2 separate regions of the Homo sapiens genome follow, and region 2 is linked to region 1. Evidence: read pairs that join two places in POLR2A ChIA-PET (ENCODE). Cell type or tissue: Panc1. All regions are shown on one strand. Links, peaks and the distances in the headings refer to the core of each region. The heading gives the core; the rest is flanking DNA. Region 1 overlaps MAP1LC3B2 (microtubule associated protein 1 light chain 3 beta 2). Region 2 has its middle 15 kb from the start of LINC02457.

The links. ChIA-PET counts read pairs that join two places held together with the same protein. Peaks named below come from ENCODE experiments on the same cell type or tissue, not always from the same donor. Only the 100,000 strongest peaks of a DNase experiment are listed, where the experiment ranks them.
Region 2: POLR2A ChIA-PET joins it to region 1 with 5 read pairs; 11 of 35 experiments call an interaction of 5 or more read pairs at or near these places.

What each region holds. Positions count from the first base shown.
Region 1 is chr12:116,567,706-116,570,623 of GRCh38, forward strand. The region is part of intron 1 of MAP1LC3B2 (microtubule associated protein 1 light chain 3 beta 2); the gene reads left to right. Among named protein-coding and RNA genes, the nearest start is that of MAP1LC3B2, 9.8 kb to the left of the region's middle. In Panc1, for the core only: no CTCF peak of the experiment used is centred there; no DNase peak of the experiment used is centred there.
Region 2 is chr12:116,499,837-116,502,754 of GRCh38, forward strand. No RefSeq gene overlaps it. Among named protein-coding and RNA genes, the nearest start is that of LINC02457, 15 kb to the right of the region's middle. In Panc1, for the core only: no CTCF peak of the experiment used is centred there; no DNase peak of the experiment used is centred there; H3K27ac peaks cover 2,090 bases.

The DNA of each region.
Region 1 (2,918 bases), core at 144-2,643:
TCACTGCACTCCAGCCTGGGTGACAGAGTGAGACTCTGTCTAAAAAATAAAAATAAAAAAATATATATATATATGTAAACCCTCTAAGGGTTTCGGTTGCCAGGAGAGAAGAAAATGGAACCCAAAACACTTAGAGGAGGAATGACAGACTCATTTTATAGAACAGTGGGAAGGGATTTGGGGATTAGGAAAACCTTCTGGGGAAGTGTCTGGAGCCTGCGAGTTCTTGAAAAGGACAAACGATCATGTTCCCCATTGTGTTTCAGATGCCCAGCACAATGCCTGATCTGCACTAGGTGTTCAGTAAATTATTTGTTGAACGAAAGAATGATTAAGTGAGTAAATGTGAATCTCCAGTCAGGCCTAACCTATGTTTTTGCCAAACCAGACTCCAATGCCTTGATAGCTTTGCAGCTCTTTTTCCATTCTTTGTCGTCCTGGCAATTGTCTCTGATCCTTTCAAGGCAATAGATGCGACCCTTTGTGGATTATGAACATCTCTGAGAATCTGCTGAGAGTAACAGGCCCTTTTCTCAAAAAAAAGAATGCACAGACACGTACACACAATTTGGCATATCTTTTCAAGTGAGCGAATGCCCTGAACCTCACATGTGGCCACAGCCTAACAATCTCTGGAGCTTTTCCCACTCTTCTTCCTGTCTCTCTGCCCTGCAGACTTATTTGCTCCTTCACTGGGTCCTCATAGCACTTTTTAAAATCTTTTCAGTTTTTAGCTTAAAACAACATGTACTTTATTCACAAGTCTGTAATTTGTGCAGAGCTTGGGGGATGCCCTCTGGCTCCACTTCAGGCTGGGGCTGGAATCACCTGAAGGATTACTGCATGGTTTGAATGTGTCCCCCAAATTTCATGTACTGGAAACTTAGATCTCCAAGTTCATATGTTGATGGTATTTGGATGTGGGGCCTTTAGGAGGTAATTAGGATTAGATAAAGTCATCAGGGTGCAGCCCCCATGATGGGACTGGTGGCTTTATGAGCAGAGGAGGAGAGGCCTGAGCTGACACACATATTCTTGCCCTTTCATCATGTGATGCCCTCCACCATGTTATGATGCAGCAGGAAGGCCCTTGCCAGACACTGGCACCCTGATATTGGACTTCCCAGCCTCTAGAACTGTAAGAAATAAATTTCTTTTCTTTCTTTTTTTTTTTTTTGAGACAGAATCTCTGTCTCCCAGGCTGGAGTGCAGTGGCGCATCTCCACTCACTGCAAGCTTCGCCTCCTGGGTTCACGCCATTCTCCTGCCTCAGCCTCCTGCGTACCTGGGATTACAGGCACCCACCACCACGCCTGGCTAACTTTTTGTATTTTTTTTAGTAGAGATGGGGTTTCACGGTGTTAGCCAGGATGGTCTCGATCTCCTGACCTCATGATCCGCCCACCTCGGCCTCCCAAAGTACTGGGATTACAGGTGTGAACTACCGCGCCCGGCCAATTTCTTTTCTTTATAAATTTCTTTTCTCTAGAAATTACCCAGTCTATGATATTCTGTTATAGTAGCAGAACACAGACTAAGACAATTGCTCACTCACCTGTCCAGAAGCTGTCCAGAGATTGATGCTGAAGAGACCTAAACAGTGGGGAGCTAAAATAGCTGGGGGTCCTCAGGCATCTCCTCCTGTCTCTATGTGGTCTTTCTATGCATTCTCTCTGGCTTATCCAGAGCACTTTAAACATACCTCTCTTACTACTTAACCCACAACGTAGTAGTTGTTATTTGGGCCTGTGGATTGTGGCAATGTACTTAACATCTGTTTCATTGGCAAAACTGTAAATCCTTCAAGGACAAGGACCATAACTTGTTCATCTCTATTTCCTTAAGACCCTAGCAGCTACCTTGTATGTAACTATGTATTTAATATATGCTAGTTGGAATATGCACGTAGGTATGTGTTTATTTTATCATGATGTCCCACTACATTTCAACAAAGAAGTAGAATGGCGCTTATATACATACCTCAATACAACAAAATAAAAATGCAAATCAAAGAAATGGGGATAAAGTAAAAATAAAGCTAGGAAAAATGTTAAAATAAAAGATAACAGGCCAGGCATGGTGGCTCGCTCCTGTAATCCCAGCACTCTGGCAGGCCTAGGTGGGCAGATCACAAGGTCAAGAGATCGAGACCATCCTGGCCAACATGGTGAAAACCTGTCTCTACTAAAAATACAAAAATTAGCTGGGCATGGTGGCACGCACCTGTAGTCCCAGCTACTTGGGAGGCTGAGACAGGAGAATTGGTTGAACCCAGGAGTCAGAGGTTGCAGGGAGCCGAGATCGCGCCACTGCACTCCAGCCTGGCCACAGAGTGAGACTCCATCTCAAAAATAAAATAAAATAAAATAAAATCACTACCCAAAATGCATACCCACAAAGTTGTATATCATTATTGTCAGTGGCTCAGAAGAAGGGGCAAAGAGGGAAATACCCTCATTACTAAAGTTCACAGGGTTGCATACAGATGATCCTCAATTTACAATGGCTCAACTTATAATTTTTCAACTTTATGATGGTGCAAAAGTAACATGCATTCAGTAGAAACTGTACTTCAAGTACCCATACAGCCATTCTGCTTTTTGCTGTTAGTACAGCATTCAATAAACATGAGATATTCAACACTTTATTATAAAATAGGCTTTGTGTTAGATGATTTTGCCCAACTGTAGGTTAATATAAGTGTTCTGAGCTTGTTTAAAGTAGGCTAGGTGATATGGTTGGGCTGTGTCTCCACCCAAATCTTGTCTTGAATTGTAGCTCCCATCATTCCCATGTGTTGTGGGGGAACTCAATGGGAGGTAATTGAATCATGGGGGCAGTTTCCCCCATACTGTTCTGGTGGTAGTGAGTAAGTCTCACGAGATCTGATGGTTTTATAAGGGGTTCCCCCTTTCACT
Region 2 (2,918 bases), core at 87-2,586, 68 kb before region 1:
CTGAAGCAGGAGAATTGCTTGAACCAGGGAGGTTGCAGTGAGCCAAGATCACGCCACTGCACTCAACCTGGATGATAGAGGGAGACTCTGTCTCGAAACAAAAAACAACATAAAACAAAATTCAACTCAGATGTTCCTTTCTTTGTGAAGACTTCCCTCCTCCTGGTTCTCTGTTTACAACTCTCTCGGCTCCTAAAGGACTCATTATTGTGTTTATTCCCCTGCCTGTTTGCTGCCTTAGCCTATGATAGGAGTACCCTTAGGGTGTCATTCATCTTTGTCTCCTTCGAAGCTAACGTAGTCCCTGGCACCGATCAGGTACTCACTGAAGTCAGATGACTGCATGTATGAATGGAGCTGCTTCTCTGATGGACTGAATAGGAACCCAACAATACCACCTTTTGGCAAAAAAGACATTAAAATGTCAAGGTTAAAGTGTGGATTTAGGAGTCGGATGGACATAGTTTGAACCCCAACTCTGCTGCTTGCCAGTTTGGGTGGCTGCTTGGGAATCATTTCCTCATCTTTAAATTGGACATAATGTCTTCCACCTGATGGAGTTCTTGGAGGATTAAATACAGGTGAAACACCTAGCACAGAGTATTAGGTTGGTGCAAAAGTAATTGCGGTTTTTGCCATTTAAAAGTAATAATTGGGCCAGGTGCGGTGGCTCATGCCTGTAATCCCAGCACTTTGGGAGGCTGAGGTCGGTGGATTGCCTGAGCTCCGGAGTTCAAGACCAGCCTGGCCAACATGGTGAAACCCTGTCTCTACTAAAAATACAAAAAATTTGCCGGGCGTGATGGCGCACGCCTGTAGTCCCAGCTACTAGGGAGGCTGAGGCAGGAGAATTACTTGAACCTGGGAAGTGGAGGTTGCAGTGAGTCGAGATCACACCACCAGACTCCATCCTGGGTGACAGAGCAAGACGCCATCAAAAAAAAAAAAAAAAGTAATAATTGGGCCAGGCATGGTGGCTGACACCTGTAATTCCAGCATTTTGGGAGGCCAAGGTAGGTGGATCACTTGAGGTCAGGAATTCAAGACCAGCCTGGCCAACATGGCAAAACCCTATCTTTACCAAAAATACAAAAATTAGCCAGATGTGGTGTTGGGTGCCTGTACTCCCAGCCGTTTAGGAGGCTGAGGCAGGAGGATTGCTTGAACCCAGGAAGCAGAGGTCGCAGTGAGCCAAGATCGCACCACTGCACTCCAGCCTAGGTGACAGAGTGAGACCATGTCTCAAAAAAAACAAAAACAAAAACAAAAATCATAAGTAATAACTGTTCAGTAAGTGATTGTTCTTTTTAAAAATCATGGTGTATGCCAGGCAAGATGGCACATAACTATTGTCCCAGCTACTCAGGAGGCTGAGGCAGAAATATAGCTTGAGCTCAAGACTTTGAGTTTAGCCTGGGCAATATAGAGGGACTGTCTCTTAATAAATAAAAGGTATAAAATACCTCATAAAATTTACATTTTAACCATTTTAAGTGTATAGTTCAAGTGGTTTTTCATACATTCAAATTGTTGTGTCCATAAGTATTTTTATCAATACTGCTATATTATGTCACAAGTCTTTTTTTGTTTGTTTGTTTTTCAAAAGAGGGTCTCACTTTTTCACCCAAGCTGGAGTGCAGTAGCATGATCATAGCTCACTGCAGCCTCAAACTCCTGGGATCAAGTGATCCTCCTGTTTCAGCCTCCCAAGTAGCCAGGAATACAGGTGTTCACCACCATGCCCAGCTAATTTTATTTTTTTGTAATTTTTTGTAGAGATGGGTTCTTGCTATGTTGCCCAGGCTTGTCTTGAACTCCTTGCTTCAAACCATCCTCCCACCTCAGCCTCCCAAAGGGCTGGGATTACAGGCTTGAGCCACCACACCCAGCTAATTTTATTTTTTGTATTTTTTTTTTTTTTGGTAGAGAATGGGTCTTGCTATATTGCCCAGGCTGGTTCTGAACTCCTTGCTTCAAACCATCCTCCCACCTCAGCTTCCCAAATTGTTGTGATTACAGGTGTGAGCCACCATGCCTGGCCTGTGTCAAATGTCTTAATAGTGTGGATTTTGCTAGAGACAGGACATGCTATTCTGAACCGGTCATGGACTTGCCTAGGTCTCTGCTTTCTCTAGTTCATTTCATCCTCTCAAGAATCCTGGGAGGTTTTCTCATTTCCATTTCTATTGGAGAGCTCTAACGATGTGCCCGAGGGCACTTGGCAGCAAGTGGCAGAGCTGAGACCAGCCCCCAGACCCACGGATCTGTCCACTACCTATCAATAACCACTTGCTGAATTGTGATGAACCCAGTCTGACCAAATCGCTTCTCTGAGGTTCTGACTTTGACACTGGGAGGGGCGTAGCTAAAATGAGAAAAGAGGCAGCCCCATTCCAGGACAGGTGAATGACATGGGAGCTCTGGCATCCTCAGCCCAGACAGCAGCACAGGGCAGGGGCTGAGAGAGCCTTGTCGAGCTGCTGATGTCTTTATGCAGCCAGGACTGACTCCACGGTAGCAGGCCCAGCATGCATCACCCCTGTGACAAATGATAAAGATCTCATTCGGCATACGAGATCCACTTGAGGAACTGAATGGAGACAATTGAAAAGCGCTCCACACCGGCCACTGAAGCTGAAGCCCGCAGAGCCGGATGATGTAAGGTCTTCTGTGTGGATTTGCTGATTCTGGAGATTTTAACTATTTGGGCTTTATTAGTCTCTGGGCCTCCTCGTGGGGAACTGAAGTGCTGGAACTCGGGGAAGACCTGACTTGTCAAGTCCATAGTATCAGAGCATTCAGACAGGCTGAGTGTCTGATTTCGGCCAATCAAGTTTCATTTTGAAGACTAACTATGATGGATTACGATGGCTTTCTAATTCCTCACTGCCTCCCTGGGAAACTTTTTTTTTTTTTTT